Linked DNA regions of Homo sapiens: region 2 is linked to region 1. Evidence: chromatin contacts called from ENCODE Hi-C or POLR2A ChIA-PET data. All regions are on one chromosome and are shown on one strand. Each heading gives the region's core, a stretch centred on a gene start or an enhancer-like site at or near the end of the contact. The rest is flanking DNA. Distances are from core to core; before and after follow the strand shown. Region 1 has its middle 6.7 kb from the start of TRS-GCT5-1. Region 2 holds the start of ZKSCAN4 (zinc finger with KRAB and SCAN domains 4).

Region 1 (6,184 bases), core at 438-2,937:
GAGAGTATGTTTTCACCAAAGGAATATTCTGGGTTAATTATAAAGAGCACTATGTGAAATCCAGGGAAAGGAAATTTTTAGGAGACAAGTGCAAGGCATTCAATTAGAGCAGAGAGATGAGGCAAATACCACACTCTGTCAAAGACATTATATTTAGGTGACTCTGTTCTTGAACAATATTGTTGATTATGTTCAAATTAAATAGAGATAAGGTCAGTATTTAACACTGGCCCTTAGAAGGAAAATTATCTTGCTGCCCATATAAGCAATAAGCAAAATTCTGCCCTAGCAACTTTGTGCTATGAAGTAATTCACCTAATCCTCTAAGTCCATTCTAAGAAAATTAACACACTGGTCAAAATAGGAAAAACAAAGAAATCTGAGAAAGCCATTTTAAAAATGAGACATTCCCAGCAAATAAGCAGTAAGATATAGTGTTTTAATATATGTTTAAAAATGCTATTTCTCAAAATAAAAACAAAAGAAAAAAGCTCTCACTCTTACATAGTGAAGTTTTTATGAATAAAATAATATGCTTGCTTTAAAATGCAGAAAGACAAAGTTTGAAATATATGTTAAAAATATTGACAAAATATTGTTAATTTTGAGGCTGGGTGATGGATATACGAGGCTACATCATATCATTTTTTCCCTTTTTTTAATATTTTACATTTCCATAGTAAAAAGTTATAATATGTTTAACACCTTTTTTTCGTTGTATAAGTATCCCAAATGTTGTAGTCTCTGCACGGAAGGAATTAATAAAATGGTCAGGGAGAGTGTCAGTAGATAAGCAAATACACTATGCTGATAAAAGCAAAGGCTGAGTGAGGCTTAATACACTATTTGTCGGAAATTCCTTAAAAAAAAAAACCTTAAAAAAAAAACAAAAAACGTAGACGAGACTAGAGAATTGAAGAAAAATCACTGTTCATGGGATTCAAACCTGTGCGGAAAGTGCTCACTGGTCTGAAGGCTCTGGGTGGTTGCGACCCCATGCTCTAAGCTGGGGCTTTATCTGCGGCGAAGCGCAGGAGGTACAACTTGGCGACGCCACGAAACCTAACATGCTCCACAAGGTCTTGCAGGGGTAGCGGCCGGGGTTTGGGGAGGGACGTCTCTGTAGGTTTACTTTATTCCTGGCTTCTGTCTTCCAAGATCCCTCACACCTTAACAACAACAATAATATTGGCAAACACCTAAATAGCGCGGACTCCGGCTAGCGCTCTCGCAAGCGCTTTCCATGCATTAATTCATAGAATCCCAGAATCACCCTTAGAAGGTGCCACCCAGGGTCACGCGGCAAAGAGTGGCCGAGCTGAGGCTTTCCCCGGGTCTGTTTCCACGGCCCATGCTCTTAACCATCACGCTGTATTTCAGAAGCGAGAATCTTAAATTATTTTTCCCCAAAGCGCAATGGAGACGCAATCGAGTTTGAGTGGTTTGTGTGAGACTGGGGGGTGGGGTGGGGTGTGAAACCCGTGGTGTCAAAAAATCAAAAGCGGAGAACAAAGCCTTCTGAAGACCAGAAGCCACTTTTAGGACCCAGTTTCCCAAATATCAACCCCAAAGCTGTAAAACGAAGTTTGCTCAGTGAGCAGTTAAGGAGCTCTCTCGATATCTCCGGTGGCTTTCGAATGACGCTACTCCGAGCCGCGGCTCGCTCCGAGGCGGGAAGTTGGGTTTACAATCAGTTCTACGCGCTGCCCCGCGGCCCTTCCCCTGGCCACAACCTCTGCATCCACCCAAATCAGCTGCCCCTGTTTGCAGCCACGAGGGAGTCGGGAACCAAGTCCGGACCACCGTCTCCTAGAGAATTACATGTCCCTGCACGCACGGAGAATAAAGCCAGGAACGATAAGTGGTAAATTATAGGGAATTTGGGCGGTGGTGACATAGTTAACGCCATTCTCGCCCTGCTGGGACGCGCACTTTGCGTTTCTGAAATTCTCAGTCTATATGGTGTGATATCCCAGGAAAGCTGCCCGAGTCCTCCCATTTGTTGAGTACCCTTCGATTCATTCTGTGGGTAAATCAACTGTTAGTAGAGGAAATTGAAATTGTTTACATATTCAAAGCCGTGAGTGCGGGGGCGGGACGTTAGGGTAGATGGTGACCAGGAGGAATTTCCAACATTTTCCCGTCTTAAGATCTGGAGCCCAGCAGGGCCATAATTTTCCACTCAGTTGTAATTGGTGCCAAGTAGCTTTTGGACATTCCAAGACCACAGATGTTTCTCTCAAATTGTCCTCCCACCCTGTTAAAATCTGTTGGGGAGCGTAGCTTACTTGCTCTCTCACCAGAAACGCGGAGAAGGTGGATGCAAGAAGGACTTTGCGGAAATCGAACCAGTACTGGAGCACTGCCTGAGTGCTGGGATTAAGAGCCCTTATCCAGTCAGCCAAATGAGGCCCGTTCTGTAGCTGAAGGAATTGCTTTCCCAGATTCTAATGAATCAGTGCTCACTTGTTTTTTTGCCCGAGTTTTTTTTATTTTTAAGATTGTGGTTACCTTAAAAAAATTACAAACATTCCTAAAATTCTTCCTTTAACATCACTTTTAGGAGAATACAAAACTGTCATATATCCAGAATTAAATAATAAACATTTTTTCTTTTTCCGTTTTCCGGGAGTGTCTGTTTGCCCTTGTTGAGGATCTTTGATATGGCTTATAAGATTTTACTGCTATGGGCCAGGCTGTACCTTATCAAAAGTGTATATTGTTTGATAATCCAGTGCTGAAGGCTGGAAGCCAGCATTTCCACGGAGATAAGAATCCCTTATAAGAAATTACATTAAACTTTGACCCTTGCCTACTTGTCTTATTTAGTGTTTGGAGACAATTCTCAGAGAAAATGTCTGCTTCTCAATAAATTGTGGCAAGAAACAAGCCAAACATTCTTCTTACCCTCTCAGTTGATCTTTCAGCGATGAATCTTTAGACATTTTCCACTATTTTTATTTCCCCCAGTTTCATTCAAAATGCTCTCTTTATTTGGGATTTTCATTCAGGTCTTTCGGATTGTGGATGGCAGTTGCTCTCCTAAGTAGACACTACCTTACTTTTTTCTGATGTCTAGAGTTTTGGCGAGACTTTTGCTTGGTTGTAGATATTCTTAAATGTTAATTTCTCCTAACTGGCTCGAAATGAGCAGATGATTAAATAAGAAGGTAGCTGGTCCTCAAAGAAAAGTTACATCATCATCCAACTTGTATTAGAGATTAAGAATTCATTCAATTAATGTTACCCACTCTTCAAATTGTTCCACTAGTATAATTTGATTTTTTTAAATAGTGATAGCATAGCTTGTCCAACAAAGGGCTGGCAGATTCTTGACACTTTCCACATTTTTGTTTTGCAACACTCTTTACCAGTTGCCTAACAAGGTAGCTATTTCGTAGTGGATTCTCTCTGAAAGAGAAAGAACAGCCTGTGCTAATTGGGAGTCTTCCTCACCTCTTTTCTTTTTCTAAAAATTAATTTTCTCTAAAAATAATTTCTGTTCAATTTTAGCCATACCCAAGACTATTCTGTTGGAGATGGCCAAAATAAAAATTAAGCTTTAAACAATTGAAGGCCAAAAAATTGAGCATTAAACAACTGGTCATCCAATCTTTTCTTGCCCCTGTTTTCTATTCTCTCCTTTCCACATCAACTTGAGACTGCATCAGTATAGTATAATGTTAGCCAAGGAAATTTTCTGATATTTCTCTTTCCAGTTAAGGATCATCTGGAAAGACAAGGGCTGTGTGTGTGTGTGTGTGGGTGTGCGCGCACGTGTGTGTGTATGTTGAAAGAGAAAGCAGATAGCATGCTCCCCACATCGGTGATCTTGGATTTATTTCTCTCACTCATGCCCTATTGTAGAGTGATGATAGTAAAGTGATGATAGTCAACATTTTTAAAAATTAATAAACTTTCTTTTTATAGAGCACTTTCAGGTTCACAGCAAAATTAAGCTGACAATACAGAGATTTCCCCCGTATCCCCTGTTCCCATACCAGCACAACTTCTCCCATTATCAATATCTCCCACCAGAGTGGTAAACTTGTTACAATCAATGAGGCTTTATCGACACATAATTATCACTCAAGGTGCACAGTTTACATTAGCATTCACTCTTGGTGTTGCACATTTTGACAAGTGTATAATGACATGTATCCACCATTATAGTATCATAAAGAATAGTTTCACGGTCCTAAAAATCCTCGAAGTTCTGCCTGTTTATCCCTTCCTCCCCTCTAAACTCTGGAAACCACTGATCTTTCTACTGTCTCCCCAGTTTTGCCTTTTTCAGGATGTCATCTAGTTGGAATCATAGGTACGTAGCCTTTTCAGATTTGCCTCTTTCATTCAGCAATGTGGATATAAGTCTCCTCCATGTTTTTCATAGCTTGATAGTTTTTCTTTTTATTTTAGAACTGAATAATATTCCATTGTCTGGATGTATTACAGTTTATCCACTCATCTGTTGAAGGACAGTTTTGTAAGCTGAGCTGGTTACAAATTTTGGCAATTACAAATAAAGCCGCTATTAACATTCATGTGCATGTTTTTGTATGGGCATAAGTTTGGGGTAAGTACTAAGGAATGTGATTGCTGGATCATATGGTAAGAGTATATTTAATTTTGTAAGACACTGCCAAACTGTATTTTGTACTCCTTTCAGGAATGAATGAGAGTTCCTGTAGCTTCATATCCTTGCCAGCATTTTGTGTTAGCAGTATTCTGGATTTTGGTCATTTTAATAGATGTGTAGTGGCATCTCATTGTTGTTTTAACCTGTTGTGGTTTTAAATGAGCACTTCATATGATTTATTTTTCTCTCCTTTCTTAGTATATAAATTATGCTTCTGCATTTACTTTTTTTTTTTTTTTTTTTTTTTGAGGCAGAGTCTTGCTCTGTCACCTTACCAGGCTGGAGGGCAGTGGTGCAATCTTGGCTCACTGCAACCTCCGCCTCCTGTGTTCAAGCGATTTTCCTGCCTCAGCCTCCCAGGTAGCTGGGACTACAGGAGCATGCCACCACACTCAGCTAATTTTTGTATTTTTAGTAGAGACGGGGTTTCACCATATTGGCCAGGATGATCTCGATCTCTTGACCTCATGATCCGCCCTGGAGCTTGCAATATGCATTTACAACTAATCCAAATACACTTTCAAATAACACTATAGTGTTTCTTGGGTAGTGTATGTACCTTTTAATAACAAAATATTCCTAATTCCTGGAACCCTCCTGTCCTTTGTATCATTACTGTCATTGGTTTCCCTTATACAAAAGCATACATAATTGAATACATTATTGCTATTATTATTTGAACAAACTATTATCTATTAGATCAATTAAGCATTAAAAAAGTATTTCACTTTCATGTATTCATTTTTTGATGTTCATCCTTTCTATAAGTAGATCCAAATTTTGGACTTATATTATTTTCCTTCTCTCTGAATAACTTATTTTAACATTTCTTACCAGGCAAGTCTACTGGTAACAAATTCCCTCAGTTTTTCTTTGTCTCAGAAAATCTTTATTTCTCCTTCACTTTTGAAGGATAATTTTGCAGGGTACAGAATTCTAGGTGGACAGTATTTTCTCTCAACAGTTTAAATATTTTATTTCACTATCTTCTTGCTTACATGGTTTTTAAGGAGAATTAGATATAATTGTTATCTTTGATTCTCTATAGATAAGGTATTTTTTTCCTCCTTTGGATTCTTTTAAGATTTTTAAAAAATCTTTGATTTTATGAAGTTTGAATATTGTGATATAATAAGAAATATATATGTGTTCTGTGCCCCTGCTTCCTGAGCTAATATTTGGTCTTTGACCTGGGTTCCTGACACAGAGCTCCTAAGACCTTTGTAATTTCCTAAATGACCAGAGTGTGTCTGACGCTAATCTTCTAAATCTCTTGGAAGAGATTTATAGGAACCTAAATCTCTTGAGTTATAGGAACATCTTTTGTACTGATGAGAAGAACCTTGATGAGCTCCTAGGTAACCTCAGCAGGAGGGCTGGTTGCCAGGGCAACCAACCATACTATTCGAGAGTTTGAACTTTCAGCCCCACCCCCTACCTCAGGGGAGGGAGAGGGACTGAAGTTTGAGTCGATCACCAGTAGCCAGTGATGTATGTAACCAATCATGCTTACATAATGAATCCTCCATAAAATCTCAAAAGGAC
Region 2 (6,838 bases), core at 660-3,159, 45 kb before region 1:
TCAATAAAAGTTGCTGCCTAATACCACTGGCTTGCCCTTGAACTCTTCCCTGGGCGAAGCAAAGCATCCTTTTGAGCTAAGCCCTAATTTTGGGGCTCACTTGTCCTGCATCATTCTGTTCTATAGAATGTCCCACATGTTGGATTTGGCTGATTGATTTTTTAAAGTGTCATTTAATTCCTTAACTCTCAAACTCACCTGCATGTTGGAATCACCTAGGAAAGTTGGCCAGGCGTGGTGGCTCACACCTGTAATCCCAGCACTTTGGGAGGCTGAGGTGGGCAGATCACTTGAGGCCAGGAGTTTGAGACCAGCATGGTGACGCATGTCTGTAATCCCAGCTACTCGGGTGGCTGAGGCACTAGAATCACTTGAACCCAGGAAGTGGAGGTTTCAGTGAGCCAAGATTGCGCCACTGCACTCCAGCCCTGGGTGACACAGCAAGACTCTGTCGCAAAACAAACAAAAACAACCAAAAAATGTTATTAATGCCTGAGTCCCATCCTGTGACATTCTGATTTAATTGATCTTGGTTGCAGCCTAGGTATCAGGATGTTTTAAAAGCTCCCCAGTGATTCTGTGTGACACAGAGTGTGAAAACTGCTAACTTAACTTATTTCTGTAAATATTTGGATCTAGAAAAGTACTTAGATTCAAGTTCACTTATAAGGATACTTCATGGGCAGTGCCCCCTACCTTCTGTGGTAGCTCATCAAGAGAAAGATATTTTGTAGTATTTTTCATTTGCAACAGTCTTTGGGACTTCTCATTTTCTTAAGTTATGTTATTTCTTAATCCTTGGAATGTAGAGGCATAGGCAAAGAAAGAAAAACTCAAGAAAGTACTGACATGATATTTTTTCCCCTCATAAACTACTGAACTTGCATTTTGTAGCTTCTCCATTCCACTGGGCAGAAAGGGGCTTACTGAAGTGTCCAGTCAAATAACTTACAGTCAATTATGGCTTAAAATCGAGTCCCATCTAGTTCAAAGAATTCTCAGGGCTTTCTTCTATTATAGGATAGGCCTAGTTTATCACATGCCAGGCACTGTTCTAAGCACTTTACACAAGAGTGCTCACAACATTATCTAATCCCTAGTAATGCCTACAACATCCCTATCTACTATTACTTTCCCTATTTACAGATTGGAAAAGTCGGGCACAGGGAGGGTAAGCCAGGATTACACAGGTAACCTGGCTACCTGCGTATCTAGCCACTGTGCTTGACTGTGATTGGGGGCTGGGAAGAAACAGGAAGGAAGAAAGCAGAAGAGAATGGGGTCCCTGAAGCCAGAGACTAGAGAGTTTCTGGAGGTGGAGAGCAGCATAAGCCTGATTGCCAGAGAAGCAGCCATGGAATGTGCAAAGTGGTGAGTGGGGGAGTGGGACAGTGTGTTGAGGATTAGTGGGAGGTGAGGGCTACAGTCAGGGTCGGGAGGAGTAGTCTGGCCTTAAGGAGGAGGAAAAAAAGTGACAGATTAAGGGGGTGAGTGGGGAAGGACCAAGGGCAGCCACTGCTCGCTCCAGGCAAGTGCCTGGTGATGTGTTCTGCTGCTTTGATGTTTCTGAGAGAGACTAAAGGTCCCCCTGCCAGGGTTCTTGGGGCTCTGGGGAACCCCTGCTTTCCAGCTCAATTTTAGTGTCAATTTTATGCCAGCTGCTTAAGCAAGCTTTACATAGGAAAGAAATATGAGCCGCAGCGGCATCCTTCCAGGATTTAAAGGCTCAGTCCTATTTCTTATGATCCAAGGTCTGTCATCCTTTCCTTCTCTATCCCTTAACTGCCTTCCCTTGCGTGGAGGTAAGGACAGGGTAGCTAATGGGTTAATTCGGAGACAACCACCGAGAGAAGCTTCCTAGAGCGCCCAGGAAGTGGCCTTAGTTCCCATCGAGACTTCCTGTGCCCCAGCCTCAACTTCCCTCCTATGTCTGGAGAGTGATCACTTTCACTCCCAAAGACATCCTTTGGTGATACTTACTGTGGGATTCAGAGTGGGGTGCAGAGGACGACCCTGCAAAGGCACGGACTATAAGAGAGATCTGTGCAGCTGCGCCTCAGGGGGTGTCCTGGGCCCCTGGGCATGACAGGAGGGGGACCACTTGCAGTTCTACTGGAAAATTTACCACCCTTCCAGAATCCTCTGAAGATATACAGGTCGCAACTAGAGTGAGACCCGAGTACTGCCTTGGGTCAGAATGGCTAGAGAACCGAGAAAAAACGCAGCCCTGGACGCCCAGTCTGCAGAAGACCAGACGGGGCTCCTGACCGTGAAGGTGGAGAAGGAGGAAGCCTCCGCCTTGACGGCGGAGGTGAGAGCACCCTGCAGCCCTGCTCGGGGCCCCGAACGCTCCCGCCAGCGCTTCCGAGGCTTCCGCTACCCGGAGGCTGCGGGCCCCCGCGAGGCGTTGAGCCGGCTCCGAGAACTCTGCGGACAATGGCTGCAGCCTGAGATGCACAGCAAGGAGCAGATCCTGGAGCTGCTGGTGCTGGAGCAGTTCCTGACCATCCTGCCGGGGAATCTGCAGAGCTGGGTGCGGGAGCAGCATCCAGAGAGCGGGGAGGAGGTGGTGGTGCTATTGGAGTATTTGGAGAGGCAGCTGGATGAGCCGGCGCCGCAGGTAGAAAGAACAGGTTTAGTATCTGAGCGCTGTGGTCTGTTTCCTCCTGAAATCCCAGATCGGAGCGAGGGGCATTCCTTTAAGGTCCAGGAGTTCTTCATCTCTTTTTGTACTGTGAACCTCCTTGGCAGTAAGGTGAAGTCCCTGGACTCCTTCTCAGAATTATATTTTTAAATATATAAAGAAACTATAAAGGATTACAAAAGAACACAACTATATTGACATACAGTTAGCAAAGAATTAAATTTGTATTAAAGTCATATATGTGGATTTTTATTACTGCACTAAATAATAAGACCTAGGGACAGGGCTTATAATTGGCAATTTCAAAATGGCGATAAGCATCTATTTGCCTGGTTGTAATGTGGTGTGAAAACGTGCAGGTTTTGTTGGTGACAAAGTCCTGGGTACTGCTTATGCTACCTTGATTTGTTGCTTCCATTCATAATTGAAGGAAATGTTAACTCTCTCTTAAAGACCAGTAAAAATAAGATTAGTTTTTGTCCTTTCTAAGTTCATGGACCACTTGGGAGAAAGTCCATGGACCACTGGTTATGAACCTCTGGTAGAAAGTGGGCCTATTTTTACCTCCATGTTCTTCCCTGTTTTATGAGGGACTGTTTCCTCTTTGCATCGTCCTGTGTCCCTGTGCACACAACTTCAGAGGACCTGTGTGGCCAAATCTTCTAACTGGTGAGCTGGATACCAAGGTTCTTGACTTAGGTCTATTGCACGCAAGCCCTGTAGCAGTGGGAAGTCATTGCAAATCTCTTAGCTTCATTCTTCATAAAATATGTGGGAAATTCTGAGCTGCACGTGAGACAGTAACTTGAAAACTGTAATTTAACTATCAATGTCTGGAAGGAAACCTGCTTTTAATGAGGACATAACTATGTGCCAGGCCCTGTGTTAGGTGATGTCACATACTGTGATCTTATTTACTGGTCTCCAAAACCTCATAAAGTAGAAATTATTATCCTCATTTTTCAGATTAGAAAATATATTAGTATTGAGAATTTAGCACCAGTGTCCAAAGGGTTTTCGTAAACACACAGATGTATATAATGAGGGAGCCTAGAGTAATGGTAAGAACACGGGATCTGGAGTCATTCTGTCTGAGCTCCCATCCTAGCATTTCCACTTATTAGCTGGGTGACATGGGCAAGCTGCTTAAACACTGTCCACCCTTGGCTGGGTGCAGTGGCTCACGCCTGTAATCCCAGCACTTTGGGAGGCTGAGGTGGGCGGATCACCTGAGGTCGGGAGTTCGAGACCAGCCTGACCAACATGGAGAAACCCGGTCTCTACTAAAAGTACAAAACATTAGCCGGGCGTGGTGGCACATGGCTGTAATCCCAGCTACTAGGGAGGCTGAGGCAGGAGAATTGCTTGAACCCCGGAGGCGGAAGTTGCGGTGAGGTGAGATCATGCCATTGCATTCCAGCCTGAGCAACAAGAGTGAAATTCCGTCTCAAAAAAAAAAAAACAAAAAAACCAACAACAACAAAAAAAATGCTGTCCACTCAGGAGAGAGGATCCGGGCCACATCTCCGTTTTCAGCAACTTATCATAAAAATCCAAAATAATAGCTCACAGGGTTGTTATCTATATTAATTGTGTTAATATCATAAGGCTTGTAGAAACAGTGCCTAGAAAATAGAAATCACTTGCACATGGAAAACATAGAAATGTTGGGTAGATAACTAAAAATCGTGACTTCTAGGTTCCCGTTGGTGACCAGGGGCAAGAACTGCTCTGTTGCAAGATGGCACTATTGACACAAACTCAAGGGTCTCAAAGTAGCCAGTGCCAGCCAATGAAGGCTCTGTTCAAGCATGAATCTCTGGGATCCCAGCCCTTACACGATAGAGGTGAGTATTCTCTTCTGGGTTGTATGAATTCTATAGACTTCATCCAATTTCATTTAAGGATCACCTAAAAGATCCATTTACAGTTACTTTATATACTCATCACAGAGAGCTGTATTTTAAGACTGAGACTAAGAGAAATTTCAAACAATGGTGAAAAACTTTCCTAACCAAACTAGGACATAGTAAATCTGATTTTATTAAAATTGATGTCTAGAAAGAATCGGTTTTTTAAACAACATGGTGATCTCCATTCATTAGATATATTTAGGGAGCCTTCATCTATGGTAGCCAGTGTTGTAGGCACTGGGGAGAGAGCCACCAATAAGACAGAATTCTTGCTTTGATGGAGCTTACATTCTAGCAGGGAGGATAGAAAATAAATTAATAATATAATTTTAGATATTGTTAAGTGCTATGAAGAAAATAAGGCAGAATTTGTAAAGCCAGCCAGAACATTCCAGAGATAGTAGGACTGCTGCAAATAGAAGAGTGTAAATCTAAACCCTGTAAAGCCTGTGACTAGAAGAGTGAAAATCACTTAATAGGAAGCAGCTGTGTGTTCCATGCTGTTCCTCATCTGCTGTGAACATCTGGGCCGATTCCTAAGACATACAACACTTGGACATGCCATCCAACATGCAATCTTTATTTCTCAGCAGAGTTTCTGGCCTAAACCAACTTATTTTCTGCCCCTTGCAAATTGACTTATTGTAGGGAAACCTAAGGTTTCTTCTGCTTCTGAGTCTGAGCAAGTTCTATTTAAGCAGTCTTCCAGTCTTCCATTGCCTCCTTTCTGGACCCAGCCTTATTTGACTCCTCCTAGTTTTTCTTTTTCTTTTTTCTTTTTTTTTTTTTTTTTTGAGATGGGGGTCTCACTCTGTTATCCAGGCTGGAGTGCAGTGGTGAGACCTTGTCTCACTGCAACCTGTCTCCCAGGCTCAAGCAATCCTCCCACCTCAGCCTCCTGAGTAGCTGGGAGCACAGGCCCATGCCACTACACCTGCTAATTTTTTGTAATTTTGGTTCAGACAGGTTTCTCCAGGTTGCCCAGGATGGTCTCGAATTCCGGAACTCAGGCAACCCACCTGTCTCAGCCTCCCAAAGTGCTGCGATTACAGGGATGAGCCACTGTGCCTGGCCTCCTCCTAGTTTTTCATACCTGAAGTGGAAAGCATCCTAATATCTACTAAAGACATTTTAACCAAAACAAAACAAAAACAAAAAACCCTCTTTACTCCCCATCTCCTAGCAAAATTCAAAACCCAAAGGTCTTCAAATGGAAAGCTTTGTTATGTTGCATTCATTTCACCACTCCTACCAACGATTCTGCACGTGGTTTTTGTATATCTGCAGAGTGCACCAGACTTCTTTCGGCCCTAGGGCTGGAGCTGGTGGGAATCAGGCATTTTTGAAAGGAACACATTCTGTATAAACTTATTGGCAAGAACTTACTGCCCCAGTTTTTGAACTTGGATTTTGCAAGGTGGGGAGGCTGAATACTAGGGTAGTTCTCATCCAGAGCTTCTTTCTTTCTTAGTTCTCCAGGTTCCTGGGCTTGCCCAGGGAGGGTGCTGCAGAGAAGATGCAATGGTAGCTTCCAGGCTCACTCCAGGGTCCCAGGTGAGCTGGAGCTCCTCTCCCTCCCCAGCGCCCCATACCTTTCACTACTGTTGGGCTCCGCATTAAGTTCCTCCCTCCCCAGTCCTACCCCACCCCTATCCTAGATCTACATGAATTTGAGTTTTCTCATCTATCCCAAAGTTGCATATAATTGTCCACCTTCATTTTGGTGCCCACCTAAGAGGACTTTCCTGTTTCACAACAACCTTGGAGTTTTCTTTGTACTTCTCAGATCTTTCCTCCTACATTTCTTCGGTCAGCCTCTTCTTCAATGTGATTTTTCTCCTTCAACAAGGGCAGTTCCGCAAAAGCAAACTGAAGGTTTTGTTGGGATGGTCATTCTGTTTTGCTTTTTAAGATACAATAAGCTGTGCTGTTGGTGAGGGATATAAAGGCCTGGCCCTTGCCCTCAAAGAACTTATACTTGAAAGGTCAGATAAGGCATAGTTATCTTGAAGTTATTTATATTACAATATGAACAATCTTTTCTCAACCTAGATTTCAATTTACTACTCAGCCTTTCCTGTCCTGCTTGAAGATCTCAGTGTTTGAGGCTGTGTAGTATCCTTTTTTTCCCCTAATTTTTCTCACTTCAGTTCTAGATTTCATTGTATTTTTGAAGCTATTAATGTAAATGAACCCCTACTCTCACTTTGCCAAAGCATACTGCAAATCTTTTGAAAATTTTGGACATAGTTCCATTCCTTTTGCTGCATTGACCCTTGTC

Evidence for each region. A loop is a pair of places that touch in the nucleus more often than their neighbours do. ChIA-PET counts read pairs that join two places held with the same protein, here RNA polymerase II (POLR2A). Pooled maps may share reads with other maps.
Region 2: a loop to region 1 is called in a map with no recorded cell type, with 5 times the contacts of the local background. The contact joins the promoter of ZKSCAN4 here to the enhancer-like site in region 1. A Hi-C loop is called at or near these places in 6 of 168 maps with a recorded cell type or tissue (aorta, cardiac septum, heart left ventricle and 3 more), 3 of 37 single-sample maps with no recorded cell type and 7 of 50 pooled maps. POLR2A ChIA-PET finds 5 or more read pairs at or near these places in 15 of 52 experiments (A549, CD4-positive, alpha-beta T cell, GM12878 and 12 more).

The regions. Positions count from the first base shown.
Region 1 is chr6:28,203,259-28,209,442 of GRCh38, reverse strand. No RefSeq gene overlaps it. Among named protein-coding and RNA genes, the nearest start is that of TRS-GCT5-1, 6.7 kb to the left of the region's middle. Within about 2 kb of position 1,687, at least 4 of the 41 ENCODE cell types and tissues checked have a DNase peak (open chromatin) inside an H3K27ac peak, as active enhancers do.
Region 2 is chr6:28,247,340-28,254,177 of GRCh38, reverse strand. ZKSCAN4 (zinc finger with KRAB and SCAN domains 4) reads left to right here and starts at 1,909. Exons shown (of 5, transcript NM_019110.5): 1 at 1,909-2,620; 2 at 4,344-4,491; 3 at 6,029-6,111. The coding sequence starts at 2,198. RefSeq lists enhancers at 2,101-2,150, 2,281-2,350.